Linked DNA regions of Mus musculus: region 1 is linked to region 2. Evidence: chromatin loops called from intact Hi-C (ENCODE). Cell type or tissue: heart. All regions are shown on one strand. Links, peaks and the distances in the headings refer to the core of each region. The heading gives the core; the rest is flanking DNA. Region 1 overlaps Nfkb1 (nuclear factor of kappa light polypeptide gene enhancer in B cells 1, p105). Region 2 has its middle 25 kb from the start of Nfkb1.

What was found. A loop is a pair of places that touch in the nucleus more often than their neighbours do. Peaks named below come from ENCODE experiments on the same cell type or tissue, not always from the same donor. Only the 100,000 strongest peaks of a DNase experiment are listed, where the experiment ranks them.
Region 1: a loop joins it to region 2, with 2.0 times the contacts of the local background. A loop is called at or near these places in 6 of 42 quality-filtered maps.

Annotation. Positions count from the first base shown.
Region 1 is chr3:135,595,429-135,611,612 of GRCm38, forward strand. It overlaps Nfkb1 (nuclear factor of kappa light polypeptide gene enhancer in B cells 1, p105), which reads right to left. Exons shown (of 25, transcript NM_008689.2): 13 at 12,724-12,867; 14 at 11,144-11,233; 15 at 9,629-9,817; 16 at 8,282-8,423; 17 at 5,998-6,112. Gm46827 (a long non-coding RNA gene) reads left to right here and starts at 12,996. Exons shown (of 3, transcript XR_001783992.2): 1 at 12,996-16,184. In heart, for the core only: no CTCF peak of the experiment used is centred there; no DNase peak of the experiment used is centred there; H3K27ac peaks cover 3,719 bases.
Region 2 is chr3:135,708,057-135,724,240 of GRCm38, forward strand. No RefSeq gene overlaps it. Among named protein-coding and RNA genes, the nearest start is that of Nfkb1, 25 kb to the left of the region's middle. In heart, for the core only: a CTCF peak has its summit at 5,713 (motif pointing left); no DNase peak of the experiment used is centred there.

The DNA of each region.
Region 1 (16,184 bases), core at 4,882-9,881, 110 kb before region 2:
CAATGGTCTGGAAGTACATAGGCTAAACCAGAACACACTGCTGCAGGCTGGCTTCAAGAGACGCACAGATACAAGCTCCACTGTAATACTATCACAGGTGCTACCAGATCCTCAGGGCATAGTTAGCCAATACAGCACTCTCCCTAAGAAAGTTCAGGCAGAAAACAATCCCAGGCACTGTGCATAATAGGCTCTGGGAGGTCTTTCTGACTACCCTGACCTCAAAGCTGTGCTTCCATGGTTGTAAGTAGGACGCATGGAAAACTGTTTTCAGAAACAAGTGGGGCTAACCCAATCACAAAAGTGTCTGTCAAAAAGCTGAGATCACTGGTAGAGAGTAGCACCAACTCTCAATGCCAGCCAGTCTGTGTTGTAGGCGCTTTACACTGAAGCCCAGGCTGTGTAGTGAGGACTTGCCCGACCTCCCATTCAGGGAGTTCTTCCTGCTGGGAAGCAGTGGCTGGTGGGCCACCAACACCCAAGGGTTACATTTTACACACGCATAAAATGCGTGCCTCAAGGAATCCCTAGAATCCATCTGTGGAGCTCAGGGCTCACACTGCCCTTGAAACCCACTTGTGGCACCCATGGGTACAGTGCAGGTGCTCACTGCAGTGCACAGCCTGTGGACAGTGAGCAGCTAGTTAGGGGACATGACAGCATTCTCTTCAGGAGCAATGAGAACAAACCAGCTGTCTATGAAACTAAAGGATAAACAGCGTGAAGACCCAAGACAGGGACACAGTACAATGCTACATACACATCCACAAGCACATGGATTGACCATTCATTCATTCATTCATTCACTCTGCTTAGAAACAGTCTTGCTTTCTGCCCAGGCTACATTGGAACATCTATATTCAAGGACTCTTCCTGCCTTAGCTACCTGAATAACAGGAACTAAAACACAATACCACCATGTTCAGCTTAGGAAAAAAAAAATCTTACAGAGCTATCCATGCATATGAGTACATACAAATATTGAGATCTGATTAGAATCTGTTGCAATTCCTAATTGTATTATTGTGTTAAGTAGGATGTAACTGCTGGGGGAACTTAGGAGGTAAGCGTCTGGTTCAATCTCAGGAAATATACAGGTCCTCTCAGTTGAATTTTGCAAAAATTATGAATTGAGAAAGTATTTTAAATCGAAACTTAAAGGGAAAGGCTGATGTGGGATAGGAAATGTATGTATAAAACCGTGTGGAGTGCATGTGAGCACACTAAAGAATACATGTCTTCCCAGAGCAGCTGTCTGTAGCCAACACTGGAAGAGCACTCTTCCTGTATACATGCAACAGTCACATCTGGAAATAGGGAGCTGTCGGATCTCCCTATGCCTCCAGAGCTGGCTCCACTGTGCTGCCCAAAGGGCAGGACCCACTCTCCCATACACTACAGCCTGTGAGTGAGGGGCAGGGCCAGTTCTCCTGCTCTCACACCCTCAGGGCTGCTCACTGTGCTCCCTCCACGAGGGTCCTCTCTACTCTGCAGCACAGGCTAGATGCAAGGCCTGCTCTCGAAAGCCTGTGAAGGACAGGGCTAGCTCACCCCCTTGCATGACCCCAGGCCAGCTCTCCTGACTGCCTGCACAGGTAGTGAGAGGCGAGGTGGAGGAAGGCATCACCCCTGCACCCAGGCTACCTCATAGCAGACAAGTGGCAGATTGCATTTTTAACCATCACAAGTATAAGAATAAACTGAAGAAGAGGAAGTTGCTACTTCCCAATCCTCTTTGCAAAACCTGCTTCCCTCGGCTGCTGGAGGTTGGATTCAGGAAGCCCTGCTGGCTGTTGGTGATAGGATCTGCGGAAGCAGGCTCTATTGTGTGCGACCCAGCTCTTTGTGGATGGAACCTCTCCCCTGAGCTCAAGGCAAAGCTGCTCTGATTTGGAGCCCTCAGACCTTTCTCCCCAGTTTTTCCCACCTTGGCTTCACTCAGTTAATGGGCACAAACATTCCCTGCCATACCAGCTTCTTAGCCTCAAGGACATAGACAGGCAGCGTTTGTGATTCTCATAACTTTTGGGTTTCTTTGTTTGGCTTTGTGGAGTTGTTTTGCTTTGTTTTGTTTGAGAGAGGGTCTTCCTGTGTTTGAGGCTGGCCCAGAACTTGCTGTGTAGCCCAGATTGACATGAAGCTGTCAGTCCTCCTGTGTCTTCTTGGGTGTTAGAAATACAAATGTGTGCCCCACACCCAGCTTGGGAACTAGTTTCTTTTTAATTTGGAGGGTTTTTTTTCTTTGCTTGTTTGGTTTTGTGTTGTTGTTGTTCTTGTTGTTTAAACAAGACCCTATAATATAATACAGACAAAATTGGAACCCACTGTACAGGCCAGAATGGCCCAAAACTCACAACAATCCTCCTGCCTCAGACTCCTCTGGGCTGGAATTATAGATATGCACCATCATGCATGACATAATAACTATTCTTGGCAGAAAAGTATACAGTTCTCTAAGTAATTTGGATTATTTGTAAATTATCTCAAACATTCTCCCCAAACATCTTCCACTAACCATAGTACATTTCTGTGACCATCTGTCACTATCAGATCCCTGTTGGAACCCACCCACTCTCTAGACTAGCCCAAGTGTGAGTCTTTAAACTGCGTTCTCTTCTTGCATTCTCCGGCATGTGACACAGCCTTTTATGTCGTTAGTTCTCAGGCTCTCACTTTTGCCACATGTTTGTTATTATTGTAAATTCAGTATAAGCATAATCTTGAAATAACATAAAAGCTTATACTTTGGGGAACTCAGAATTACCGTGTCACAGAGAACCAAACACTCATTGCAAGTGAAGATGTGTGGACAGAGGGATACACTGTGGGATGCCCGGTGACACACTATCGCTCCCACATCGAGATGTTCTCTATGCTTTTTTTGTTTTTGTCTTTCCTGTTACTTGAGTGTTTATTTTGTGGGAGGGAGGCTGCAAGGGCAGAGGGCAGATATGAGGGGACAGGGAGATGAGTGGGACTGGGGTGCATGATGCCTAGTCTACAAAGTGAGTGCCAGGACAGCCAGGGCTACACAGAGAAACCCTGTCTCGAAAACCCAAAAAAAAAAAAAAAAAAAAAAAAAAAAAAGATGCAAAACTCACAGAGAATCAATACAAAGTTTTTAAAAAGTGCCATCTGCCTAAAAGTTTGGAGAATTCAACTTTCGGGGCCCAATGACTTTCCAAATACCAATAGTATCCCAAGATGGCATGGAAGCCCGAGGAAGACAGATCTTGAAGAACACATCTAAAATAACACCTTAGCCTAGTCATCTCCCCTGGATAGGAATCACTGCAGACAGAGAAGTGCAGAGTGCTGTGCAGAAAGCAGCTGTGCTCCTCTGAAAACGGAAAAGTCTGAGAGCTACAGGCCAACGAACTAACAGCTTCAGCCTTTTCTTTGGTGTGGGGAGCGAACGAACTCAAGGCTTTAAGCATGTGAGCCACTTCCAGCCTCCAATTCATATTTTCAAAGTAACTTTAAAATATTGTATTAAAAAATAAGAATTTAATGATTTCCTTTAAAATAAAATTTTTTTAGCTCTTTTGTTTTAGTGTGTATGTGCAGTTAGTTTCCTTCCTTTCCTCCCTCCCTCCCTCCCTCCTTTCTTCCTTCCCTCTCTCCTTCCCTTCTTTCCTTCTCTGAGTGTGTGGGTGCAGGGACGTGCATGAGGTCAGAGGGCAACGTGTGTACTGCCCCCTGCCTTGTGCAAGGTTATAAGGCAGGGTCTTTTGTCCCCCCCCCCCCCCCCCCGCATATGCAAGATGCTTGTCTCCTGCCCTGACTGGGGAGGGGGGGGCGGGGGCGGGGTGTGGGGGGGTGTGGTACTAAATCTGGCTGGCGATGGTCTGGGGATCTGAACATGGTCTTCACACTTGTACAGCAGATACTTCGTCCACTGAGTCATCTCTTTGTTTCTTTTTAATTTCTTCTAAAATAATGATTTTTTTTTAAATTAAAAATGAGATAACATGCCAGGCACATGCTTGTCAAGCCTATGATTTGGGAGGCTGAGGTAGGACACTGATGGCTCAGTGCCAGCCTGGGTACGCTAGAGAGAGATCAACAGAGAGAGATACACACACATTGGGGGGGGGGGAGAGACGGAGACAGAATGACAGAGAGAGATTGATAGAGAGAGATACACAGACACAGGGAGAGAAAGAGAGAGACAGAGAGACAGAGAGAGATTGATAGAGAGAGATACACAGACACAGGGAGAGAAAGAGAGAGACAGAGAGACAGAGAGAGATTGATAGAGAGGGATACACACACACACAGAGACAGACAGACAGACAAGAGAGAGACAGAGAGAGACACAGAGGGAGACAGAGAGAAGCATGGATAAGAAGAGATAACAACTTGAATAACTTGTTTTAAAAATGGAGTAACATGGTTGTAGATTGCTGGAAGGGTTTGTGCTCAGCTTTGGGTACAGTCCCAAGCACCAAACCAAACCAAAAAAACCAACAACAACAACAAAAAACATCACAAACAAACAAACAAACAAGTAAGAATTCCACTAGTTCTCATCTCATCTCTTCTAAATAACAAATTATTCACGGTTGCTGGCCACAGTTTTTCAATGAAAGCAATATGACCTGGAAGCAGAGGTCTCAGCATGGGCCTGGCTGTGGGGATCAGAATGACACTCTGGGCAAGAGAGTGCAGAGGAACTTAGAAGCCAACAAGAGGATAAGACCAACAGGCCCAGAGAGAGGGGTAGGGGCACAAAAGGGTTGGAGAGAAATAGAGGTGAGAGAGGAAGGAGCCGTAGAGCAGGCCACCATCCTGGGCCAGGCCACAGCTCCCAGACTGTGTCTGCCAGTGGAGTTTCTGGTTTGCTTTGCCCTACCATCTGCCTCTGTCCTCAGCTCACTGTGCCATCTCCAGGTAGTTTCCTCTGGAGTTTTCGGGGCTCCCTTACCTTCTCACACCTGAGCTGGATGGGACTCTGAGGTGCCTCTTCCTGTTCTTACAGCCTTTCACCTCTCCAGGAGCTGACCTCAGAGCCTTTCTTTGACATACACTTGATCCAGTTGCTGTGCGAATACCCTTCCTTCCGCAGACCTCAAAATTCTTTTTTTTTTTTAATTTGAAAATATTCTTTTTTTCCAATTTTTTATTAGGTATTTTCTTCATTTGCATTTCAAATGCTATCCCGAAAGTCCCCTATACCCTCCTCCCGCCCTGCTCCCCTACCTACCCACTCCTGCTTCTTGGCCCTGGCGTTCCCCTGTACTGGGGCATATAAAGTTTGTAAGACCAAGGGGCCTCTCTTTCCAGTGATGGTCGACTATGCCATTTTCTGCTACATATGCAGCTAGAGACATGAGCTCTGGGGGTATTGGTTAGTTCATATTGTTGTTCCACCTATAGGGTTGCAGACCCCTTCAGCTCCTTGGGTGTTTTCTCTAGCTCCTCCATTTGGAGCCCTGTGATCCATCCAATAGCTGACTGTGAGCATCCACTTGTGTGTTTGCTAGGCCCCAGCATAGCCTCACAAGAAACAGCTATATCAGGGTCCTTTCCGCAAAATCTTGCAGGCATATGCAATAGTGTCTGCGTTTTGTGGCTGATTATGGGATGGATCCCCGGCTGGGACAGTCTCTGGATGGTCCATCCTTTCATCTCAGCTCCAAACTTTGTCTCTGTAACTCTGGCTTTTGAAACTTGGATTTCTTTTTAACATGTCTCTCCTGACAGCTGTGACTTTTTCCCCTCTAAGGTTTGCCCTCAAAACTTTATCAACTCTGACTTCTAGGTCTTAAAGTCTGCCTTTTCTAGAAGATGGTGAATTTCCATGGAGTGTGATTGCCATCAAACCCGTGATCCCAACCCATCTCTCTGTAAAATGACATTCCCAACTAAGGATGCTTTTAAGATGCCACTTCTGAGAAGATGCTGTTTTCCTGTTTCCCATCACTGAGAACAGCTCACGCACGTGTTACTAAGGCAACCTTTTCTCTTCTCGACGGCCTTGTGGTGGCTGCTTACCTGATACAGGTCATTTCTCATGTTGATGATGTCATCAGAGATCAAACCAGATGTGACTTCCAGCAGATCCCTCACAAGCTGAGCGTGGAGGTGGATGATGGCTAAGTGTAAGACACTGGAATGACACACAGTGGCAATAATTAACTGGGGATGTAGCAAGCGACAGAAACAAAAACATGTCAAGAAATGACTGGAGCTGAAGACTAGCTACTATGTGTAGCTTTCCTTGGCCCTACCATGTACTGAATGTACTGATCAGAGGTGACATTATTTCTCTGGAGAACTTCCTCTCCACTGCCTATCGCAGGCTACTACACACTGATCGTGCCCACCTGCCCCCGGAGTGTTAACATCTGACCAGACACATGAAGTGCAAAGGCACCTGCCGGGTCGGAAACCAAATGGCATTAAGCTCCAAGCCAGCTCTGTCTCCATGCCTCTGTCCCTGGCAGCTCTCCCTGGTCTCTCCCTGACATACAAGACCATGAAGAAAGGTAATGCCTAGGCTTAGGAGCAGCTTGGGAAAACTCAGCTGCCGAGCTCTCTTCCTCCGTAACAATGAGAAGTGACTTCTATTTCTAAACAAGGTCTTGTTATTTATCCCTGAGATATTTCACTTAGCAATACTTCTCAGGGAAGATCATGGTGGCCTCTTTAGATGACCCCAGGCCTGTGTTAACTGCAAGTGAAGCACGCACGCTTTGACGAGAAGCACCGCAGCCACACCTCAGGCTCCTGTGGTGCTCCTGATGGGACCCTGACAGGAGGCTTGTGAGAGGTGATGCGGACAGACACACGTCGAGTAAAAGGGCTTCAAAAGCTACTTCAACATTTCCATGTGCAGCTCAGCACTTCACAGAAGCACGTCCCCTCCCCTTCAGATCTTCATACCCCTGGGGGAAGTTCCCCGATACCAGAGGGTTCTATAGTTTCTCTTTATTGTATTTCTATGATGACTAATGGTGACAGGGTCCAGATTATAAGCCAAATATGACAAGATGAATAAAGAAGAGAAACCAGAATAGTCCCTTATGTATACTCCTGAGTGGGTCCTCTGTGTCTCCCAGGTCTCATACCCCTAACCTTACACGGAGCCTGCTTGTTTAAGTCTTGGCTTGACGAGGCTCTGGGTATTGTACCCACTTGGGAATGAAGGCCAGTGTCTCAGCTGCCCCATGAACACCCAGGTCCTTACACACACATTCCTGCATTCCTCTGCACACACTTGCTGGACTGCATGTGCCTGGCATCCCTTTCCACAGCCTCTCCTTCAGACAGCAGCATCTCACTTCCTAATTGCTTAATCCACTCGCCCTCACTACTCATGAATTTCGCCAGTCCTTAAAGATGACCCTTGGAGCACCGGTGTCCTGCTCTGGTTATCTGCTCTGTTTTGTGGTTATTTGCTATTGAATGCTAACTGGATGATTTCCTTCTAAAGGCGCCTTCTGTTATTCAGAGCTTTTTTCACAGAAGGTCGTCTGGGTTCCTCTTGTACTGTGTAGGATAAGACCAGCGGTTATACCACATCCTTAGTTACACTGCAAGTGACGAGGACAAAGGTCCTTGTACGAAACCCCTGAGGTTGGCATTCTCCTAAAGCGCTTTGTTTTTAAACTGAGACTCAGCACACAGCACTCCAGAATGCTTCCACAGCAAAGGGCTTCTTTTCAGTGTTAACGCTATTTTAGGATCACTTAGATAAAGCACTTGAATCTCAAGACTGCTGTCTCTGGCTATATTTATAGGCTTTTAGATCATTTCAGAAGTCTCAATGGAAGGACTAAGAGAACCATTTAGGAAGGAGCCAGGTAGCTATGTGCACAGAACCTCAGGAAGAGACAGCAGGCATGGCATCTGGAATGTCAGACTCCCACACAGCCTGGCCTGGAGCTGAGGCAGAGCCTGACCCACTCACATCCTCGTGACCCTTAACAGAGGCCACAGAGAAGCAGCTAGTAGCTAGGAGAGAATGGCATTTCCTCTTAGTTACTCTACTAATGTTGTTCTTACCTGGCTTTCTTGGGTACACTATGACAATAACACTTCAGGGACTTTGCAGGGCTGTCAATAATTTTCTCAATTACTATTTTAGTACACAAAGCAGGGGTGTAAAATTAGCATGATTACACACATCTGAGCCTTCTTGCCTAGGGAGACAGCATACTCGAGGTCTTGTCAGATGAGGGCAGCTCCCTTTCAAAGGCAGTTTGTGGGGGCAGTATCCTTGCCTTTCCCCGTCCTGAAACAGAGCTTGCTGTGCAACAGTCCCCACTCAACTCACCTGTCCCCATTCTCATCCTGCACGGCGGTGAGATGGCGTTGCACGGCCAGCAACATCTTCACATCCCCCGTCACTGCGTAGTCGAAAAGGGCGTTGGCGTGTCGCCTGGCGAGCTGCAGAGCCTTCTCAAGAAAGAGGTTATCTGCAAGGTAATGCCCACAAGCACAGCTGAGTGTCATTTGCTCGCCCCGCGTGTGCGGCATGGCACACCATTTTAGCTGAAAATGCTCCTTTTGCTGCCTCTGGATTGTGTTGACTAGAACAAGCACAATCGGGCATTTCGGGCATTGTCTCACTGACAGATAATACAGTTAAGAGGTTGATTTTAAAGTGTCTGTGAGGAACAATCTAGAAACATCTGCTATTTTGAGAAGAACAATCAGTGTCTATGATTGAAGGGGAGCAACCAATCTCAGGGTACTTGGCTTTTGCCATAATTTTAAATAGCCAATCACTTTACAAACAAAGTCTCTTCTGGAATCCTGTCTGAGTCAAAGTGAGGAAACACACCCTTGGGTGCCAGGCAGTCTCAGAAACCCCAGGGGTTTTGGAAATTTTATTATCTTAAGGTCAAGGGACAGCAGACTAACCTCAACCCAAATGGGCAAATCTACCCTGTTTCCATATGGCTCTGTACACATATACTGTGCATCTCAGAAGAAGTATTTTAAAAACAGAAAAAAGGGAAAAAAATATGTGATAGTAACCATGTGTACGGCCACTATGTGTAAATAGTTACTATCTCTTTACAGATGGCGTCTGATCGAGAATCATGACTCATATGCCAATGAGGCCTGCTCAGATGGAACGTTCCCTTTCAATTCTACTTCTTCAAGGAGGACAAGAGAATAAAGGAAAACTCCCATTTTCAGGCAAACGTCTTCAGTGTGGCAGCTGAGCCGGCTGCTGGGAGGGAGGTGCGCGAAGGACATGGAGACTTGTTACCTGGGCCAGGGACAAAGTGAGTTGCCTCTTCTCATACCCAGAACTGCACAGACTAGGCAATGTACATGCAAGTTTCTGCACTTTATAATCAGAGCTGAGGCTGCAAAGATGACTGGATCCACAGGACGCCTCTCTTGCAGGGCACAGGGCACGGTGCAGAGCACTCAGAGGAGATGCTGACTCATCAGCTTTAGATTAACAGGAAGGAAACCTGTCTTCTGGAGACAGCTTCCTGTACCTAGAATTGCCCCTACCCAGCTGTCCCTGGAAGCCCTTGTGGGCTTGCTCACCTACCCTGAAACCCCACCCCAGCTGTCCCTGGAAGCCCTCGTGGGCTTGCTCACCTACCCTGAAACCCCACCCTAGCTGTCCCTGGAAGCCCTCGTGGGCAAGCTCACCTACCCTGAAATCCCATGTCCTGCTCCTTGTCTTCCATGGTGGATGCCAAGGCGATGGGTTCCGTCTTGGTGCAGGCCATGGGCAGGCTGGGCCCTTCACCTTCAGTTTCCTTCTCAGGGAGAGTCAGACTCTCCTCGTCATCACTCTTGGCACAATCTTTAGGGCCATTTTTAAATTTGGTGTTTATGGTGCCTAGGGAAAAAAACGTAGAAAATCTATTAAGCTATAGCTCACTGTCTCAACATAGGGCAGAAAAAAGGAAAATAGGAAGAAGGCTTATCTGCAGGAAATGGAAAACTATAAATGTTTATAACACAAATAATATGTTCTGGACATAGTTTATATTTCCTTCTCTATTTACTTTTTGAGACAGGGTCTTGCTGTGTAGCTTTGGTTGGCCTTAAACTCACAAAAAGTGCTGGGATTAAAGGTGTGTACCAAAAAAACCTGGGATGTTTCGGAAATACTTTAAATATTCAGAAACAATTTAAAAGCCTGCCTTCCCAAAACTCATTCTGTAGCCAGCTGTAGTGAGCTCCACCCACAATGTCCCAGAAGGTCAAGGTTACACAGTGATATTCTCTCTCTCTCTCTCTCTCTCAAACAAAACCAAACAGAAACAAGGCATGGATCTCATTTTGTTTATCTGTGAAGAAGAAAAATGAGATAAAGTTCTGTGCGCTGATAGCCAGTTGGAAAGTTCTCGAAAGCAGTTATTTTCTTTCCTAATCCTGAGTGGCAAGGGAAAGGGAGCCGAGCAGAGCTCATTTCCATTCTGTGTGGCCAGGAGGGCTCTAGGGCACCATCACTAGACTGACTGTGGTTGCTGTAGGAACCTCGTTATGTGACAGAGTGACAGTAAGACTCCTGGGCAAACCTGGAGCAAAACCCAATCCTGCTACAGTGTCTTCTGAAAGTCAAGTTTCTGAACCTCACCTCTGTCCAGAAGGTGCCAAGCCTAGCACTGGCCTTGCACAGGGGTCATGAGGTTATAGGTAATGGAAAGAATAGTTCTATTTTATGGGATGAATGGTTACCCGATTATAGGATAAACGACAATGCCAGTTAAAAATCTTTAAAAAAGATTACAGTGATGTACGCATCTGGCATGAATTGGCATTATATATGGAAAGACTTTATAGAATAATTTCCATGGTACAGAAGAATGCAGCTTTATATAAACCACGAGCAGCCTGTAGCCACAGCTACTCAGAGGATGCCCAAGAGTGGAAAAGGCCAACCCTACAAAATGAAAACTGATTTCAGAAGGATAGGACTTGGGGTAAAGGGACAGATGTGAAGGTGGTATTTGTGTGTTTGCGTAGTCAAGTCTCATCTTTTGTCTAGAGCCTCTGTCCTGCTTCCACACAATGTGATGAGCAAATACGTGTCAGGGGTGTCCCTTATGCTGTCCTAGAATAACCTGAGAATATTAATTTATTGGAAAGTAATTTTCCAAAGCTTTTAGAGATGATCCTGTTGCCCGAGCAGTGCTCTGGGTATTCCGATCCGACTTACCATGGGTGACCCCTGCGTTGGATTTCGTGACTCCGGGATGGAATGTAATCCCACCGTAGGGAGGAAATCCGTAGTTCGAGTAGCCATACCCTGAACCAGCAATGAGACAAAGGGAACATCAGGGAGATTGTTAACAGTATGGGGACCCACTCAGGGAGGCAGGCTGTGGCATGGGGAGGCACAAGCCTACACAGGCTGGCTCTGCCCGAGAGTTAGCAGAATCACTGTGGGAAACAGACAGCTGAACAAACAGGCAGTGCCCAGACTAGCAGCTTGGAGGACTTAAGGCTGAGCAGGTCCCTTTCTTCCAGGTGAAGGGAAAAGCTAACGGTAAGTACTCACACCAAGACTTAGACCTACAGAAAAAATAGTTAAATATGAAGACCCCTGGTGAGAAGAACCCAATACGTAATATAATGATACTTTAGTGGAGAAATGAATGATAAATTTAGAGGGGCAGCCAGCACTTAGCACTACACTCTCTGACATTTAAAGCATTTACATGTTATCTGGAATAAAGAAAGGCCATGCTCAGCACAGTTATTTTACACAGGAGACAGGAAACAGCATTCAAGTCACTTACGCTACAGGTGTGAGTCATTAAACAGCACACTTATGCTGCTATAAGAACTGTATTTCCATTGAAATGCTTAAGCTAGCTAGATCTGAGGCAAAAGCAGCGTTACTCAGCATCCACAAGCATGATGCAACGATGCTTAAAAACTGAGTGTAACTAGATGGCTGGAAATCCACGCACGGGGATCATAGCCGGACCCGAGAGGAACACATAAATACTGACTGTGCCGTATGCGTGGCAGTTAGGAGCAGTAGTTTACACACCATTGAAGTGCTTCCCTGGCATGATTTTCTGTGACTCAGTTTGTTTACAGTACAGTGTCTCCAGCCCACAGTATGCTGTGTAGGCATATTATACCCATCTACCATGCGGTGGGTATGATAGTTGTTTTAATATTTTCTCAGAATAATAGACTAACTGCTTCTCCAAAAGCAAAGGGGAGGGGGAGGAGGGAAACACTCAAAAATGATTTGAGAAAGGTTTTCTTCCAGAAACCCTTCAGTTGACTTTTTTCTTACACTTTTCGGGACTAGACACATATTATCCTGAAAGAGAACGTCCGAGACCCCCAGTGTATCCCTAAAACTGCAGATGCATACAGACCTGGGTAAAGTTCACAACGTAAAAAGACAGAAGGAGACCAAGAACACAGAGTAATAGGGCAGTCACAACAGCAGACTGTGAAGACAGTTTTGTGTGTGTGGTCTCTCTCTGTCAACACAATGGTAATATTTTTAGACTCAAGCTGACCGCGTGTAACTGAAACCACAGAAAGTGAAACTTGATGGGTGGGTGGGTGGGGAGTGGCTGTGCCTTGAGTTGGACATACATTTCTTTGAGAACAAAAATTCTTTTACATCTGTAGGAAATTTTCCATTAATTGAAATCTAATAATTAGTAATGACACCATCACTCCATGGGCAGACATGTTTGGCAACCTGGGAAAGAAAACTACCCCCTCCTCTTCATGAAAGGCTTTAGATAGAAGAGATGTTTCTCGTACCTGGGCCAGGGCTTCCGGTACTCCCTCCGCCACCGCCACTACCGAACATGCCTCCACCACCGGCTCCCGCTCCACTGCCGCCACCGAAGCTGTCCGAGAAGTTCGGCATAAGCTTCTGGCGTTTCCTTTGCACTTCCTCTTTGTCTGTATTTACAGGAAGGGAAACCAGGGGGGAAAGACTGATCGGGTTCCACCAGCAGCCGCAGAGAGACGATTGATTCTCATGATATTTTTAAATGCATTAAAGGGAAATAACAGGCACCCGAGGAGGAAGCATGGTTTTTATTCCAATGGACGAGAAGACCAAGAGCACGCCTCAGAGACCACAGTGCGGCACACACCCAACTCTCCTGAGCGCCCCCTCCTAAGTTCCCAGTGCTAACAAGATGGTGAGAGATCTCATTGCTTCTCAAGATTCAGATAACCCAAAGATACACATATTTTTTTCTTTTTAAAGCACTTTTACTTCTTTATTTTGAGATAGGGTCTCACCATGTAACTCTAGCTGCCTGGAACTCACTATGTAGACTAGCTTGGTTTTGAACAAGACTCAAAACTGCCTTTGCCTCGTGAACACTAGGATTAGAGGTGTGCACCACCACACCCAGCTAACGTTCAGAACAGTTGTCCTTGTTCACCTAAGACAACTATAATAACCAGCTTACATTTATTCCGTACATACACTGAGCAAGGTGCTGGGATGGACAGAAACATAACACACATCTCTGCTGTCAAGGACCGTCAATTTCAAGGCAAAGAGGGATTTAGTGGGATGGATTATGGTGGTATGCATCATACCATCATGTGAAATCACGTGAAAACAGATTTACAGCATGACAAGCCTCTATAAAGGCTAACAACTATGGCCGAAGAACATGATATTCTGGGAAGACACAGGGCTTCTCAGAGGGATAACATGGGTGGGTGCTTTTGATAATAAAGGTTAAAGGAGGACTGGGGTCACCCATGCTGAGGAGCCTCAGGGATAGGAATGTGAGGGACTTGCTGAATGTCTCAGAGAATGACATAGAGGACAGCATTTTAGGAGCTACATCTATCACTGTATACAGGACATCTAGAGTCAAACTCTAAGGAAGACAGTGCAGGCATGAGGCAATGGAGACCGAGTCCTTACTGGTTATTGTGGTAAGAGATATAATGTCGATCCTAGAAACACAGAGAGGGTGTACAGAGATGTTTTGGCTCCTGAGATCTCGGACTCCAAAATAAAGATGGCCTCTGGGACAGTGAGTGACCTCTGGGACAGTGGCCTGCCCAGGTCCAGGTGCTCCGAGACTTATCTTGGTGCTCTTCACAGAGTTCTGTGTTCCTCTTGTCTTTCACTGTCTGTGTTCCTTACTAACCCAGACAGCCCCCCTAATTCTGTTACTGCAATGTGATCGACAGCCATGTGCCCTCAGTTCTGTCATGGCCCGTGTGATCTTCAGCCACCATGTTCTCAGTCCTGTCACTGTGTGGGAGATCTGACATGGTGCTCCTGTTCCTTTGTGGTCTGGGAGTATCCTAGCAGATATTTGTTTGTTTGTTTTCTTTGTCTTTGGGGCTGAGAAGTGAAGGTGGTTTTGTGTTTACATTAAATAGTCAACATGGTGCTTTCTATCCAGGAAATAGGCCAATACTGAACAATCGTCCTGTGTCTGACTGATTAATGCTGGCTTTCATCATGGTCTATGTTCAGAAAGATCCCTACTTCTCTAGTTCTGTGGGTGTTTCCATCACCCCACGGTGTGGCACAAGGACTTTTGGACTATGTTGGACTGTCTACTGCAGCTGATGGGGAAAGCAGGAGAGCATGGTGGACTTTGCCAGTCCCTGGGAAACCAACCCTGGGCACACCAGGATGATTAGGAAGAAAACGGCTTTCGGCCAGAAAGGAGTGAGGCTGAGGTGAAGAGACTGTCTACTTTCTAACTGATGGCTCGGAGAAATATTTATAAAGTTTTCCCACCAGTTATACCAAAACCAATAGCTATATTCATTTAGTCAGTGGATGAACTGTGGATCTCACAGAGAAAATGTTTCCAGTGTAGAAACACGGAACACAACAGGTACCTCAGCCATCCTGTGTGTAGGTGGAGCCTCATTTGTATTTCAAGTATACCATTTGTATTCATGATGACCTAGAAGATGTGAGGTAACCAGGACTTCAGGGAACCCCAATCCTCTAATCCAGGCATTAGAAAACTCCCACTCTGCTGGCGTGGAGTGCCCAGGAAGCTGGGCCTTGTCTACTGTACTCTTCAGATGCAGACACTAGCAGGAGAGGTTGCCTGGCAACCAAACTCTCAGCGTTTCAAGGCTCACATCCTGCACAGGGAACCTGCAGTTCTTTTCTTTTTCTCATGATTCTGCATCAGCAATGACAACGCTCTTTTAAAGGCACATTTCAGGAGATACACTGTTTTTTTTTTTTTCTTAGAAAAATAATCTTTTTTTCCTGTTTTCAGAGGGCAGAGGCTTCAGGTAAAGCAGTAATTTCATGTTGCCTTGTCTGGACAGAAGGATCTAGAAGACCTCAAGCTGGTGAGGAAGGAAGTAGGCCAGCCACAGAGCTCACCATAAGCCTGACCCAGGAATGGGGAGGCCATACCTCAAAAAGAGACATGGCCTCCCAGAAACTCCTGGCCACCATCACGCTTTGCCTTCAAGGGACCGATACCTGGGGGCCTTGGTGGCCCTGGACCTAGGACCCTGTACCTGGTGACATCCTCTCCAGCCCCATTCTCTCTGAGCCAGACATTTCTGATTTTATCAGATCCCAGGCCTTGTGTAGCCTCCAAGTTCATGGATCTCTTCTCAGAACCATGGCCGTCAAGACAAAACTTACGAAACAGAGGTACAGAGAGGTTGACGGCAGCACTGTGCGTCCCTACACTTAAACTCTGTGGGGCCGGGATTCTCTTCAGTGCTGAGCCCCCACCCACTTGAGTCATGCCTTTGACTGGCCCCCTTCCTGCACTTGACCCCAACTGAAATATGTTTACACTAAGCTTCTCTTTCATTCTCAGACTCTTCTCCCTTGTTCCTCTTATCCACTTAACCACTCCATACATACACTTCTAGTCTGGAAACCCTAGAACAATCTGAGACTCTCGAGTCTCTCTTCCTTTCTCTTCACCCAAGGTCCAGGTCTCCACAGCACCAACAGAGAAGTATCTGCTGGATGCTAACTTCTGGCTGCTAGAACCCTTTCTAACTCTGCTGAGGCACCACTGAATTCTAGCAACATTCTGACCACATCATTCCAGACAGTGAGCAGGCAGGCCTAGCCATCAGAGTCAAAGCAAAAACCTCCAGCTACCACAGAAACGCTTCACTGCGTGGACCTGGCCTCCCTCGCCTAAATCAACCTTCCTCAGTCCACACAGATTCACAGTAATCATTTCTCCCAGGACAAACACCAGCTGCCACACCTCTGCCTCTGAACATCTCTCTTTCAT
Region 2 (16,184 bases), core at 3,696-8,695:
TTTGCAAGTCCAATGGGCCTCTCTTTCCAGTGATGGCCGACTAGGCCATCTTTTGATATATATGCAGCTAGAGTCAAGAGCTCCGGGGTACTGGTTAGCTCATAATGTTGTTCCACCTATAGGGTTGCAGATCCCTTTAGCTCCTTGGCTACTTTCTCTAGCTCCTCCATTGGGAGCCCTATGATCCATCCATTAGCTGACTGTGAGCATCCACTTCTGTGTTTGCTGGGCCCCGGCATAGTCTCACAAGAGACAGCTACATCTGCGTCCTTTCAATAAAATCTTGCTAGTGTATGCAATGGTGTCAGCGTTTGGATGCTGATTATGGGGTGGATCCCTGGCTATGGCAGTCTCTACATGGTCCATCCTTTCATCTCAGCTCCAAACTCCGTCTCTGTAACTCCTTCCATGGGTGTTTTGTTCCCAAATCTAAGGAGGGGCATAGTGTCCACACTTCAGTCTTCATTCTCCTTGAGTTTCATGTGTTTAGCAAATTATATCTTATATCTTGGGTATCCTAGGTTTGGGGCTAATATCCACTTATCAGTGAATACATATTGTGTGAGTTTCTTTGTGAATGTGTTACCTCACTCAGGATGATGCCCTCCAGGTCCATCCATTTGGCTAGGAATTTCATAAATTCATTCTTTTTAATAGCTGAGTAGTACTCCATTGTGTAGATGTACCACATTTTCTGTATCCATTCCTCTGTTGAGGGGCATCTAGGTTCTTTCCAGCTTCTGGCTATTATAAATAAGGCTGCTATGAACATAGTGGAGCATGTGTCCTTCTTACCTGTTGGGGCATCTTCTGGATATATGCCCAGGAGAGGTATTGCTGGATCCTCCGGTAGTACTATGTCCAGTTTTCTGAGGAACCGCCAGACTGATTTCCAGAGTGGTTGTACAAGCCTGCACTCCCACCAACAATGGAGGAGTGTTCCTCTTTCTCCACATCCTCGCCAGCATCTGCTGTCACCTGAATTTTTGATCTTAGCCATTCTGACTGGTGTGAGGTGGAATCTCAGGGTTGTTTTGATTTGCATTTCCCTGATGATTAAGGATGTTGAACATTTTTTCAAGTGCTTCTCTGCCATTCGGTATTCCTCAGGTGAGAATTCTTTGTTCAGTTCTGAGCCCCATTTTTTAATGGGGTTATTTGATTTTCTGAAGTCCACCTTCTTGAGTTCTTTATATATGTTGGATATTAGTCCCCTATCTGATTTAGGATAGGTAAAGATCCTTTCCCAATCTGTTGGTGGTCTTTTTGTCTTATTGACGGTGTCTTTTGCCTTGCAGAAACTTTGGAGTTTCATTAGGTCCCATTTGTCGATTCTCGATCTTACAGCACAAGCCATTGCTGTTCTGTTCAGGAATTTTTCCCCTGTGCCCATATCTTCAAGGCTTTTCCCCACTTTCTCCTCTATAAGTTTCAGTGTCTCTGGTTTTATGTGAAGTTCCTTGATCCACTTAGATTTGACCTTAGTACAAGGAGATAAGTATGGATCGATTCGCATTCTTCTACACGATAACAACCAGTTGTGCCAGCACCAATTGTTGAAAATGCTGTCTTTCTTCCACTGGATGGTTTTAGCTCCCTTGTCGAAGATCAAGTGACCATAGGTGTGTGGGTTCATTTCTGGATCTTCAATTCTATTCCATTGGTCTACTTGTCTGTCTCTATACCAGTACCATGCAGTTTTTATCACAATTGCTCTAGAAAAATATTTCTAAGATTAGAAACAGAGTGTGTGTGGATTGGGGAGGAGTCAGGTGGGAGGATATTACCCTTGGTGTTCTGGGAAGAGCCCTTAGGTCCTGACCCATAAACACAGTTCTGAGGAATGGTCTCTGCCTAAAACGGGAAAGACTAACAGATCCAGACTGATACTATAGTGGAAAGTGCCTGGAGTACCCTCACCTACGGGGATGTGATGTTCAATGCATGAAGACTAGATTCGTTGACAGATGTCTTAGCAGGTGCCCATGGGAGTGGCTGACAGATATCCAGCGTCTCACCATGGCGCTCTATAAATCACACTGTTTAAAACAAAGATGGGAACCTAAAGTTTAATAGCGACTTGAAATGGATATGAAGTTAATTTGCAGGAAAAGGAAAACTGGATTGTACTTATGCTATATTTGAATTTGTGGCTGAAATGCAAATTTATTGTGCATCTTACCAACTCTGGAGTGTGTTTGAAGAAGCCCGGGGATGTACAACTTTACCTTTCAGCCCCCTTCTTCCCAGCTCCAGTCTTTCTCTATGCAATGGAAGCCCTTGGGACTTGCTAGGTGTTAATTTATGCACTTTCGGGAATAAATACATGATTTTCTAGATTTCAGGGGGATTTTGATAGGACATTGATGTCTTCACCACACTCTTGCTCCATTTGCTCTGGGTGTTTTTCTCTCAGAACCTGGGAGAACTTTTCTTCGCTTATGTAGAATTCTATACTCTAAACCAGCTTAAAAGATCACTTATTATATTGCCACAATTTTGTTGGGGGCTGAATCCAATGGCACACCCTCAGAATCTTTTCTTTTTTTATTTCTTTGGTAAAACCGACAAGTAGGTATGTAGGGAACACTGGGTCAAAGCCATGCATCTCAAAAGAGAAAAGGAAAGCACATGGACAATTCAAATGAGGTTAAATGTCTGTTCACAGAAAATATTTACTAAATATACACATTTTCCTCTTAAACATATGTGCTTTTGTCTAAAGCTTCCAGGCCTCCCTCTTACTCTTGGCTGGAGTGCAGTGGGGGTGTTCCTATGGGATTGAGAGATACACACATGCTCCTCCATTCTAAACACAGATGAAGGTGGTAAAGTTCTAAGTGGAAATCGAGTTGTAGCATCTTCCCATCTGCTTTGGTGTGGTCCATTTGGCTCTGTACAGAGTGTGGAAGAAGCTGACACCATGTTTAGTGAGAACTCAACCTCGAATTTGGCAAGAAGCTTTCTAAGTTTGCTTAACTATTGCTAGTTTAATAAGACATCTGTGGTCACAGCAATTCTAATGACAAGTTGAGGAGAAACATCTTAGGCTGGTCTTACCTGCTTCCGAAAGCTCCCTCCCCCAGAGGGGAATCTCTCTGTCATTTCCTCCTTGTTACAAACGCTGAGCTGTTTTATCTTCATAACAGTGCGCTTGTGTTTCCATGAAAATGTATTATCTCATTTAACTTCTTCTCAGCTCGATCTTCCAAATATTTACACCGTCATAGCATTTTCTCTCCTATTCAGCCATTCACGGGTATGAATGTTGGAATTATTGCTCAAGTTTGTTCTAGATTCTGTCCACCTGAGCCGAAACAGCCATATCAAGTCATGAAACACATGGCCTCGTGCAAGTCATAGCTGATTTTCAGTTTTAGCAATATAGCCTTAGTCTCCTAAAAACAAAGGAACACACCGAATATTTAAAAATTTCCTACATAACATATAGTAGATATGTATAAATACAATAGGTATAAATATTTCAAAATAACACACTTAAACTTTGGAATCTGAATAACTGGTTGGATTATTAATATTTTCCCATCTGTCAAGTAAAAATGTTAAATTATCTCTTGGTGTCCGGTCTCCCCCTTTAAGCTCTATATTTTGCTTTTGAAACCTTAGTATAAATAGAATTTGGTGGATTTTTTTGAAAGTCACTAGGGTCGAAAACTTGTATTATTTTCTGGGAAAAAAATTTATAGTGGGGCATCTGTTCTTTAGAATTTTGAGTCATTCTGAACCATGCATGAATCATGACTTGCTCATTTTTAGCTCATTTTAGGGGAAGAATTGGCAAGGTGCAACAAAGGGAGACGTTACGTTAGAAGAAATTTTGGTTTCTAAGGTATTGAGACTGTTTCCAATAATAATATTACTTTTATAGGAAAGTGAGGCTTTTAATCTACATATCTGAAAGCTTTGAGCATATAAGTACACATGTACATGATGATACTTTTAAAATCAAGAAAATTTTATTCTAATTGTTCATAGTTTTAATCAGTGAAATGTGAATATTTTACTGCATAGAAGACCCATTAATAATAACACAATAGTTTTATTTTACAATGAGTATGGACCTGGGGCTAGCTTGACAAGAAACATCACATTTGCAGTATTTATTCTGTTTGTAACATGTCTATCTTAGGGTTACTAACTCAAGCAGACCAAGAACCTGGAGGCAGGAGCTGATGCAGAAGCCGTGGAGGGATGCCGCTTACTAGCTTGCTCCTTGTGGCTTGCTCAGCCTGCTTTCTATGGAACCCAGGACCACCAGCCCCAGATGGAACCGCCCTCCCACATCAATCACTAATTAAGAGAATGCTGTACAATCTTGCCTAAAGTCAGGTTTTACAGAAGAAAAAATTTTTTTCAATTGAGAATCCCTTGTCTCTGATGACTCAAGCCTGTGTCAAACTGACACACAACCAGCCAGTACAATGTGGTTCCTATGACACCATGGCTAGAAAGAAACACTTTACCCCTGCCCCCTTTAGAAAAGATTTATTTACTTCACTATTTTATGTGTATGAGGGTTTTGTCTGCATGCATGTATACCCACCACATGGGTGTGTGATCCCCGAGCAGGTCAGAAGAGGACATCAAATCCACTTGAACTGGAGTTACAGATGGTTGCGAGCTGCCATGTGTTTCTGGGAATCCAACCAGAGTCCTCTGTAAGAGCAGCACATGCAAGGGCTGGAGAGATGGCTCAGCGGGTAAGCGTTCTGACTGCTCTTCCGAAGGTCCTGAGTTCAAATCCCAGCAACCACATGGTGGCTCACACACCACCCATAATGAGATCTGATGCCCTCTTCTGGTGCATCTGAAGTCAGCTACAGTGTACTTATGTATAATAATAAATAAATCTTTGGTCCGGAGCGAGCAAGGACTGAGTGAGAGCGAGCAAGGACTGAGTGAGAGCGGAGTTGGTCAGACTGGAGCAAGCAGAGGTCCTAAAAATTCAATTCCCAACAACCACAGGAAGGCTTACAACCAGCTACAGTGTACTCATATACATAAAATAAATAAATAAATCTTTAAATTAAAAAGAGCAGCATGTGCTCTCCTCTGCTGAGCTAAGAGTTGTTTCAGGTCCAAGAATGGCTGCATTTTTGATCACTTCCCTGACAGATTTGTCTGAGATCTCTTCCCAGGTATTTATGGTAAGTGCCTTTAAAATGTGCTTCTTTTTTCCTATGAGAAAAGTAAGGTAATTAAAATTAGAACTTTCAGGGGGTGGCCAGGAAACAACTGTGCCAGGACAAAGATTTCTCCTTAGGGGAATGAGTTAAGAAAAGGAAGTATTATTTACTAAGTGTTCCCACTCTGCAGATGGCAAGCCTCTGACAAGTATGTGTGAAGCCAGTTGTTTGTGGATACATTTCCATGGTTATACTTTAGTCATCCATACCACAACAAGAGTCTAGGTCTCTCCTTGTGACTCTCTCCCTCCCTCCCTCCCTCCCTCCCTCCCTCCCTCCCTCCCTCCCTCCCTCCCTCCCTCCCTCCCTCCCTCTCTCTCTCTCTCTCTCTCTCTCTCTCTCTGCAAACGGCAGTGACTTCTGCATATCCCTGAAAGTTGATATCTTCTGATGGCTTCCCTGTGTCACCTGGCTTCCGGCTCTGCATCTGACTTTTTCCTAAGAACCTGTGCTTTGATCCAGTTCTGCAAGCTACAATATATGCTGCCCCCTCCTGGTATTGTTTGAAGAGGTGAGCTCTGCTTAATGAAATTTATTCAGATGCTATTTGTGAATATGCTTTTCAGATATTTGCTCTCCGTTCCTGTTTGTACTCATCCAGTTAAGGGTCACTGGAAAGTCCAATCTGATGGAATTTGAAACTCGCTGGTGATTTTGTTGTCATTTTAATATGCTGCTAGAACACTAGCTGATGCACACGAGAGAAGAGAGAGAGAGAGAGAGAGAGACAGAGAGAGAGAGACAGAGAGAGACAGAGACAGAGAGAGACAGAGACAGAGAGAGACAGACAGAGAGAGACAGAGAGAGACAGACAGAGACAGAGAGAGAGAGACAGAGAGACAGAGAGAGACAGAGAGACAGAGAGAGACAGAGAGACAGAGAGAGACAGAGACGGAGAGAGACAGAGAGAGAGAGACTACTTTTTTGATGCAGACAAAAGCCCTGTCATCCATACAGCCATGCTATGTTCAAATTTGGTGAAAAGTTTGCTGATTCATTACTGTGCATATTTGTTTTAATTTTAATTAAAATGATCTAACTCCATTCACAAACTATGCCATGTGTATGAACACTTTTAAAACTTTCTTACTAGCTCACACAAAATAGACCAATGTCACTTCACTGGGTGAAGTTGCCAGTTGTTTTCAAAATGTAAAGGTCTGAACTGCAGAGTTCCTAGGAAAGTACATCAAGAAAAAAAAAGGCAAGGAACATGGTTGATTTCTTTTGAATTGTAAATACGGGAAATTCTTTTTAATTCTTATGCCTGCTGTTCTCTTGGGAGGGAGAAGAGTCAAAAACTAGGGTGGCCCAGAATGGGGTCCTTTGGAGCTTTAGTTATCACTGAGTGATAAGGCCTGGCATACAATACACTTAGAAATGTCAGTATGGATAATGCGTTTCTAGCCTTCTTTAATGTCTGAGTCTTCAGTTTAACATATGAAATGGTGTTTGAACTTATGCATGGATACAGACATTGTGGTAAGCATATATGTACTTTGTATAAGGTATTGACCAGAGTCTAGATCAGAGACCAGCATCTGTAGCCTCAGCAAGGAGTGTGTGAGGAATGTTGAATTCCCTATTGCTGTTTAGCTAAACTGATACAGCACCAAACACCCCCTAAATATTTAAGCTCATCCCGTAAACAAATGCTACTTTTAGCCTTAATTGGAGATGCTTCTCTTTGCAATGAACAGTGGTGAATATAGAAACTCACGGCTGCTCAGGATGCTGAGACTAAATGATCATTCAGGGCTCCACGGTAAGCAAGACACGTGTGTCATGTCTGCTAGGGAGTGACGCAGAGGAAAGGGAGGATGGCTTAAGGATAAGGAAGAGGGCAGTGAAGAAATGTCTTTTGGCCATGACACAACTTTACAACCACCAACTCACAGTATTTGTGTTTCCTTTCACTAGGCCTACAGGAGACTGCACCTGTCACCAGTCAACTATGAATGGGGACCAGCTCACTGGCACCATCTTTACAACCACCAACTCACAGTATTTGTGTTTCCTTTCACTAGGCCTACAGGAGACTGCACCTGTCACCAGTCAACTATGAATGGGGACCAGCTCACTGGCACCATCTTTCTCTGCTAGACTATTGGCTACTGATGGATGTTGGGAGAGGGGAGGCCTATCCTGCATTTGTGTACCCACTGATGAGCATAACCAGGCTCTGATGGGCCCATTGTCACACAGACAACTGTGGTTAAACTTAGTGGGTCACAAAAAAAAAACAAAAACAAAATGAAAAGACAGGAATATGAGAAACAAACTTGTAGGGAGGAGTTGGGTACGTGTTGACAGAGATCAGGAGGGAGGTAATAGCGGATGTGGAATGAGATGAAGCAGATTGTATTAGATACATGTATGACATTCTCAAAAAATTATATATATATAATTTACATGTGTTATATACTATACATAATGTATTACACAAGAAATAACACATATATCATAATATATAAATATACATTATGCACATTATATAATGTATATATTTATTCTTTATATGTAATGTTTATGTATAACACATACATTATAAGTATTATTGTATGTTATGTATTATATTTATATATCTATGTAATTATATATCAATATAATATTATAACACATATAATAATATAAAATATATAATTATATATTGTAGAATTCTATAGTATAATATGTTATTATAATAATGTAATATACAATCCTTGTTATATATAAACTATATATTATAATTATATTTTATCTACTTATATTACATTTTCATGATGTATCAATATATTAATATCAATTATATTGATATATTAGCATAATATCATTGCACTAATATATTAATGTTATATATTAATACACTCTATAATGACATATATTTTTATATATACATATATTAATATAACATATACATATAAGTACGTTATATGATAATTATATATTTTTTCTTTTATTAGATATTTTCTTTATTTACATTTCAAATGTTATCCCCTTCCCCAGTTTCCTCCCTTTTTCTGAAAACCCCTTACCCCATCCTCTCTCCCTCTGTTTCTATGTCGGTGTTTCTCTACCCACCCACTCCCACATCCCTGCCCTCTATTTCCCTACACTGGGGCATCTATCGAGCCTTCATCGGACCAAGGACCTCTCCTTCCATTGATGCATGACAAGGCCATCCTCTGCAACATATGCAGCTGGAGTCATGTGTACTCCTTTGTTGATGGCTTAGTCCCTGGGAGCTCTGTGGGGGGGGGGGGTCTGGTTGGTTGATATTGTTGTTTTTCCTATGGGGTTGCAAACCCTTTCAACTCCTTCAGTCCTTTCTTTAACTCCTCTATTGGGGACCCTTGTGCTCAGTCCAGTGGTTGGCTGCGAGTATCCACCTCTGTATTTGTCAGGCTCTGGCAGGGCCTCTCAGGAGACAGCTATATCAGGCTCCTGTCAGCAAGCACTTCTTGGCATCTACAATAGTGTCTGGTATACGGGATGAATCCCCATGTGGGACAGTCTATGGATGGCCTTTCCTTTAGTCTCTGCTCTATACTTTGTCTCCATATTTGCTCCTGTGAGTATTTTGTTCTCCTTCTAAGAAGGACCGAAACATCCACCCTTTGGTCTTCCTTTTTATTGAGCTTCATGTGGTCTGTGAATTGTATCTTGGTTATTTGGAGCTTTTGGGCTAATATCCACTTATCAGTGAGTGCATACCATGTGTGTTCTTTTGCAATTGGGTTACCTCACTCAGGATGATATTTTCTAGTTCTATCCATTTGCCTAAGAATTTCATGAATTCATCATTTTTAATAGCTGAGTAGTATCCCATTGTGTAAATGTACCACATTTTCTGTATCTATTCTTCGTTTGAGAGGTATCTGGGTTCTTTCCAGCTCCTGGCTATTATAAATAAGGCTGCTATGAACATAGTGGAGCATGTGTCCTTCTTACCGGTTGGAACATCTTCTGGATATATGCCCAGGAGTTGTATAGCTGGGTCCTCAGGTAGTACTATGTCCAATTTTATGAGGAACCGCCAGACTGATTTCCAGAGTTGTACCAGCTTGCAATCCCACCAGCCGTGGAGGAGTGTTCCTCTTTCTTCACATCCTCACTAGCATCTGCTATCACTTGAGTTTTTGATTTTAGCCATTCTGACTGGTATGAGGTGGAATCTCAGGGTTGTTTTGATTTGTATTTCCCTGATGACTAAGGATGTTGAACATTTCTTTAGGTGCTTCTCGGCCATTTAATATTCCTCAGTTGAGAATTCTTTGTTTAGCCCTGTACCCCATTTTTAATAGGGTTATTTGATTCTCTGGAGTCTAACCTCTTGAGTTCTTTGCATATACTGGATATTAGCCCTCTATTGGATGGATGATTGGTAAAGATCTTTTCCCAATTTATTGGTTGCCTTTCTGTCCTATTGACAGTGTCCTTTGCCTTACAGAAGCTTTGCAATTTTATGAGGTCCCATTTGTTGATTCTCCATCTTACAGCACAAGCCATTGCTATTCTGTTCAGGAATTTTTCCCCTGTGCCCATATGTTTGAGGCTCTTCCCCACTTTCTCCCCTTGCGTACACATCCGTGACTGGGAGGTACAGTCTTAAGTTAGCTTAGGCACCACTGTTATTTCCACACCGCCCTGGGACCTGTTGTCTGAGATTTGTTTCTCTGAGTGAAGTTATTCTATGGCCGACCACACTTGGTGCTACTTTCTGATTAAGCTTATGCAAAACCAGAGTTTTTCGCATCCTGGTTTCCTTTTTTTCTATTCTAAGCATTGCTCAAGCTTAAACACTATGTGAATTCCCATTCCCGAGCTGTGAATCAGGGGGCTTTTTTTTATATGAGAAACTCCCCTTAAGGACAATTTGATTGGGATTTTAAAAAGAGGCTCCACCCAACAGCCAAAGGAAAGAGATACCAAGACTTACACCCAAACGTTAGATGGAGTTGGGGGAAAGATTGAGGGACCTGAAGAGGACAGGGACTCCACAGAAAGATCAACAGGGCCAACTAACCTGGACCCTTGGGGGCTTTCGGAAACAGAATCACCAACCAGAGAGCGAGGACAGGCTGGACCTAGGCATCCTGGCACATATGTAGCAGATGAGCAACTTGATCTTTATGAGGGTCCCCCAAACACTTGCAGCAGGGGGACCTGTCCCTGAGTCTGTTGCATGTCTGCCTGTGGATTCCACACACCTTATCTGGCCTCAGTGGGAGAGGATGTGCCAAGTCCTGAAGCAACTTCATGTGTGTGTGGGAGGGGTTGACACAGGGTATGAGGGAGGGGCTCCCCCTTCTCTCAAAAGAGAAGCAGAAGGGGAACGGGGTAGACTTGGGTGAGGGGGTACTGGGAGGATAGGAAGGGCTGGTATAGGGTTGTAAAGGGAATAAATAAATAAATTTTAAAAATAATTGGTTGGTTATTCAAATGTTGCATATGCTGCTTTCTTATTTAAAAGAATGCAGTTTGGCATGTGCGCCCCGGACTGCCTTTAAGAAAGACTTCCTGCCACTTTGTAACCACTGGCGAAAGAGAAAGTAATTACCTGGTGTCAGTCAGTTCTGTCTTAAAAGAAATGTTTTTCTGAGACCAATCTAGTGTAAATTTATGGAAGGGACTGGATCTCTCCCTCATTTGTTTATTTATCTAATCTGTCTGTCTGTCTATAAAGTAGGTATCTTCCAGGTCACCTTCAGCAAACAGTCACTTTGGCCACATCCTCCCCTGCAGATGAGCCCAGCTCTGCCTCCTTAGAGAGGAGACGGCAAGAAAAGAAAACACACTGGCCTCCCAGAGCAGTCTTAACTGGTACTCACCACTGTGTGTAGAAATTGCTAGAAGGGTGTGAATGAAGTGGTGAAGACTTGGACTTTGGATTTACACAAACATAGCTGGATGTCACGGCTATAGATCATTTAGATGGTTTTCTAAGTTAATAGTGACACTATTCAGGTAGCAGTTCAATGAGGAGTCAGTTCTGCTCTGGAGCCTGAGAGCTCCCTAAGCACAAAGACTTATCTTGAAGGAGCACAGCCGCCTGGCGTAGAAGAGCACCAGCCCACAGAATCTATCCCACAGAAGCCTGCTGTTATCTTTCTGATCACTTATTTACTGTTTCACTGTTTCCTTTCTCATGAGAACGGACCTAGCACGGATGATTCAGTGTTCCCACTGTCTACATGCCTGCGCCTGGCATGGTGACTTGCAGGTGGTAAATGCTCCATGCAGGTATGTGCCCGGATAAAATAGTGTCTGGTTAGCAGCTCAGCAAGCAAGCCACACTCTTGATCTCTACACTTCATCCTCTGAGTACCCTTGTACTGTAATAACAACCAACAGTGCCAGAAGTGCTCCGAGGGCTCTCCTCTGTAAACACATCTGATGGCTTTTTACCACCGGGCAATGTTTGTTTTTTGTTTGTATGCTAATGCTTATTTTTGCGTGTATTGTACACATGTGTGGGCATGCAGACCATGGATGGAGGCCACAGGTTGATGCCACCTGCCTTCCTCCATCACTTCTCCATCTTAGTTTTGAGACAGGCTCTCTCCAGAACTCATCAATGTGGCTTGGGTGGCTTGCTGATGATAGGTTTCTGCCTACCAGCACTTGTGTTCCAGATGTATGCTGCCATGCCTGGCCTTTTAAAGTAGGTTTTCATAATATAGGTTCTGGGGATCCAAGTTCAGATCCTCATGTTGACACAGCAAGCACTTTACTGAAAACCTTTTTTCTGCTTCTCTTTTAATTAGCATAGGAAGTAATATTCACTATATTCATATTCGTTATGACATTTTCATTATAATATGTTTTACTTTCGGTCTCCCTGGCTTGTCCCTTTCAACCTTTATGTCATACGTGTCTTAACACCCTCCTTCCCTTCCTAAACCCTCTTCTTCCCCTTTCATGGTTCCCTTTCTAGTTTCATGACAATAGTCATATTCAAACACATACATGAATATACACACAGCATACCAAAGTTAAAGACTAGGCTCTACATCAGAGAGAGTATGTCTTAATATTTGTCTTTCTGACTCTGTTACCTGGATTAACATCATATTTTACAGAACCATCCATTTTCCTACAAATTCCATTCATTTTTCTTTATGACTAAAAAAAAATCATACTGCATACAAGCACCATATTTCCCATTGTATATTTATCTGTGGATGGACATCTAATCTAGGCCCTTGTATGTCCTTGCTGCTGTGACTAGCACAAAAGTAAACATGAATGTGCAAGTATTTCTGTGGTATGCTGACTTACAGTCTTCTGGGCATAGATATTATGAGTGAGTGGGATAGCTGCCTCATGTGGTAGTTCTATTATTAATTGTTTGAGAAACCACCATGCTGATTTCCATAGTGACTGAACTAGTTTACATTACCACCAACAGGGAATAAGAATTCCTCTTTTCACATAGCTTCACGGGCAACCATCTGATGCTTGAAAAGTAGACTTTACTGTTTGAATTTTCAGTTGCAGATGAGGGATCCAAGGCACAAAAGGCGAAGCTGTTCCAGGTAGAGCCATAGAGTCAAGCTAGACTGTGAACTCCAGTATGTAGGTTCCTCAGCATCGGGGGTGGAGTTGCTCAACATTTCCCCACATTGTGGGTGAAGGACTTAAGATGTAAGCGGATTTCCCACAATCAAAGCTTATTAGATAGACAAGGATTCGACTGGGCCAGAGACATCCATCTACAAGCTAGGTTCTTCCCACTCTATGCCAGTGCCGAGGTATAACATTGTGACCCCAGAGACAGAGTTCCAAGAAAAGCCAAGACTGTGTCAATGGCCCCAAAGGTCAAGAACATTCATCATCAGAGAGGCAAAGGGGAAAAAGGAACTCCCTGCCTGTCTACAACGTCCTTCTAGGTACAAACCTGTAATGTCAGCTGTGGCTCTGGTAAGTACATCTTAAGAGAAATGTGTCGAGACGTTGGGGGAAGCCTGACAATTACAGGGAAAAGGGATGTCAGAGAAAAGGGCGCCTTACCAAATGAGTGTGCATTTGTCTAAGGAGACAATAAATGACAATGAGTGTGAATTTATCTGACATTTAATAACTGTAAAGTGTGGACTTGACTTTTAAAGCACCCCCAAACTTCTGGGTGTGGTGGCATACGCTTATAATCTCAGTGGAGGATGGCAAAGGCAGAACTCTGTGAGTTCTGGGCCAGCCTGGTTCACATGGTGAAGAGCAGCTCGCCAAACCTATATATAGAGGGAGACTCTGTCAAAAAAAAAAAAAATCAAGATTCTAAACCAACAAAAACAACAATAACAACAACAACAACAACAAACCAAAGCAAACTAACTTCCAATTATCACTGAAAGTTACATATTTACGCTGCAGAGCTAAGGATAAATAAAATTAGAGACATTGAACTATAAAGTAGTGGAAGTTCCCAGACCAATTGGATGAATATATGTGCAAGATTTTAAGGGCTATGATAAGTCACTGGGCACACAACTGTAATGTGTCACTAGGAAAACCGTGTCTAGTGTTTATGTCTTATCTTTAAAGTAGAGACACCAGAGACGCCAGAGCTGGGTGTCCTTGAACCTTAGCTCTGTCCTTTACTTCCCTATGTGACCTGGGAAAAATTATTTTCTTTGTCTGTACATCACTGGTTAGAAAGAGTTAATTGGATTAATTTTGAATGGAATTATTTTAATTACATCAAAGCACTGAAAAGGATTTGAACAGAGACTGCACCGGGAAAAAGCAGGACAGCAGGAGCAAGTCAGGAGTTGTATGTAGCAGAGAGAAAATAATGGTATTTATGTCAGAAAAGAGAGATTTGTTTTTCTCCTACACCATAGCAACTTTACTAAGGAACTTTCTAATGACAAACACACACACACACACACACACACACACACACACACACACACACACACACACACACACACATTTGTTTTCTATTTTCTAAGATGGAAAATTTGAAAAGGCTGCACCTGACTAAGATAATAAGAACACCCTTATTCACCCTGTGTCTTCCATGATGTTTGCCTCTTATTTCATCTTAAGACAGGAAAGAAGTTCAGTGAAGAAAATGACTAAGCAAACACCTGGTGAATGGTTCAATGACTGCGTAGAAAACTCCAATGAACAACAGCAGTGGCAGAGCTACTGCCTTGCTCCTAAGTGAGTCAGTTAGAACGAAACCAGGCTGAGCATTCACTACTAGATGGTTAATTCTCACTGCCTGTGGCAGTGTGGAGATTCTCATGCAACTTGAAAGTAGGAGCCAATGTTTCTAAAATACACTCCAATGTGCCTAGGGCCTCGAGGACCACCTGGCCAGTGTTCTGGAGATACGGGTCACAGCCCCAAACACTGCAAAAGCAGTCCAGGGGTAATGTGGGAAGCATTCAGTTTTGTTCGTAAAGCACAAAGTTAGAGGACTATAACAGGTGTTTTTTTCTTTTCATCAAGCTTACAAAGGGGAGAGAGACCCTGTAGAGATCATATCCAGAGGTTAGGCACGGCCCCTGATTGAGAGATGGGGCCACCCAGGAATCTCAAAAATATTAACCCAGAATTGCTCCTGTCTAAAGGAAGTACAGGGACAAAGAGTGGAATAGAGACTGAAGGAAAGGCCATCCAGAGACTGCCCCACCTGGGGATCCATCCCATCTGCAGCCACCAAACCCAGACACTACTTTACGCCAAGAAGTGCTTGCTGACTGGAGCCTGGTATGGCTGTCCCCTAAGAGGCTCTACCAGAGCATGGCCAATACAGATGTGGATGATAGCAGCCAAACATCGGACTAACTGCAGGGACCCCGATGAAGGAGTTATGGGAAGGACTGAAGGAGCTGAAGGGGACTGAGACCCTATAGGAAGAGCAACAATATCAACTAACTGGACTCCCCAGAGCTCCCAGGGCAAAACCACCAACCAAAGAGTACAAGTGGAGTGACCCATGGCTCCAGCTGCATATGTAGCAGAGGATGGCCTGGTCTGGCATCAATGGAAGTGGAGGCCTTTGGTTCTGTGGAGGCTCAATGCCCCAGCATGGGGGGAATGCTAGGGTAGTGAGGCATGAGTCGGTGGGTGGGGGAGCACCCTCATAGAAGCAGAGGGAGGGGGAGCGGATAGGGTGTTTGAGGAGGGGGATAACATTTGAAATATAAATAAATAAAATAACCAATTAAAAAAAAAGCCTGATAGACTTCCGGCATTCACATATATTAGGAACTGGTTAAAAGAAAACTTCAAAGTTTTGGAACGTTACTTGTCATGTATTCGTATTACAAGTTTACTTCTACCAAAGAAACAGATAGCTAGCCTACATCACTGAACAGCAAACAAGAAAACCAGAGACAAACAGGCAAGAAATTCTTTCAGACATTTGACCTAACTGCATTATGGGACATCTACTCACACCAGACAATTTTTCTCTTTCTTTTTATAACAACTTTGAACAAACTTTCATGAGGTCTCCTGAGCTCCGAATGAGGTTTCCTCTTTTGTCTTTGTGCCTGTGTGGTCTTGTCCAGCCCAGCTTCGTGGGAAATTCTCCGTCGATATCGTCTTAATGACCCCTCTATGTCTTTTACCTTAGTAATCCTCTATCTGAGACTCCCTTACTGTGTCTTGGCTGTACGGATTCACTGTCCTTGCTGTATTTTGAGTTAAGTCTGATTCACTCTCTTACTGCCTATCTCTTTGTAACAATCTGGAATAAGATTTTTTTTTAACCGTTTTAACAAGTGTTGGAATAATTTTCAATACTTGAAAATTAGGAGAGACTAGTGTGGGGAGAAGGAGGAGGAGGAAGAGGAGGATGGAGGGAGGCGGAGGGAAGTAGATTAGCAAACAGGAGACACTCAGGGGAGGGAGGAAGCTCTTCTCACTATGGTCTGGTTTGTGTTTCTAACTGCGGGGCAAAATTGTGAAGACGGCTTGTTTATGGGGATTCACTCTTCCTGTTTCTGAGGAATATTTTTTTTAAATTATATATATATATTT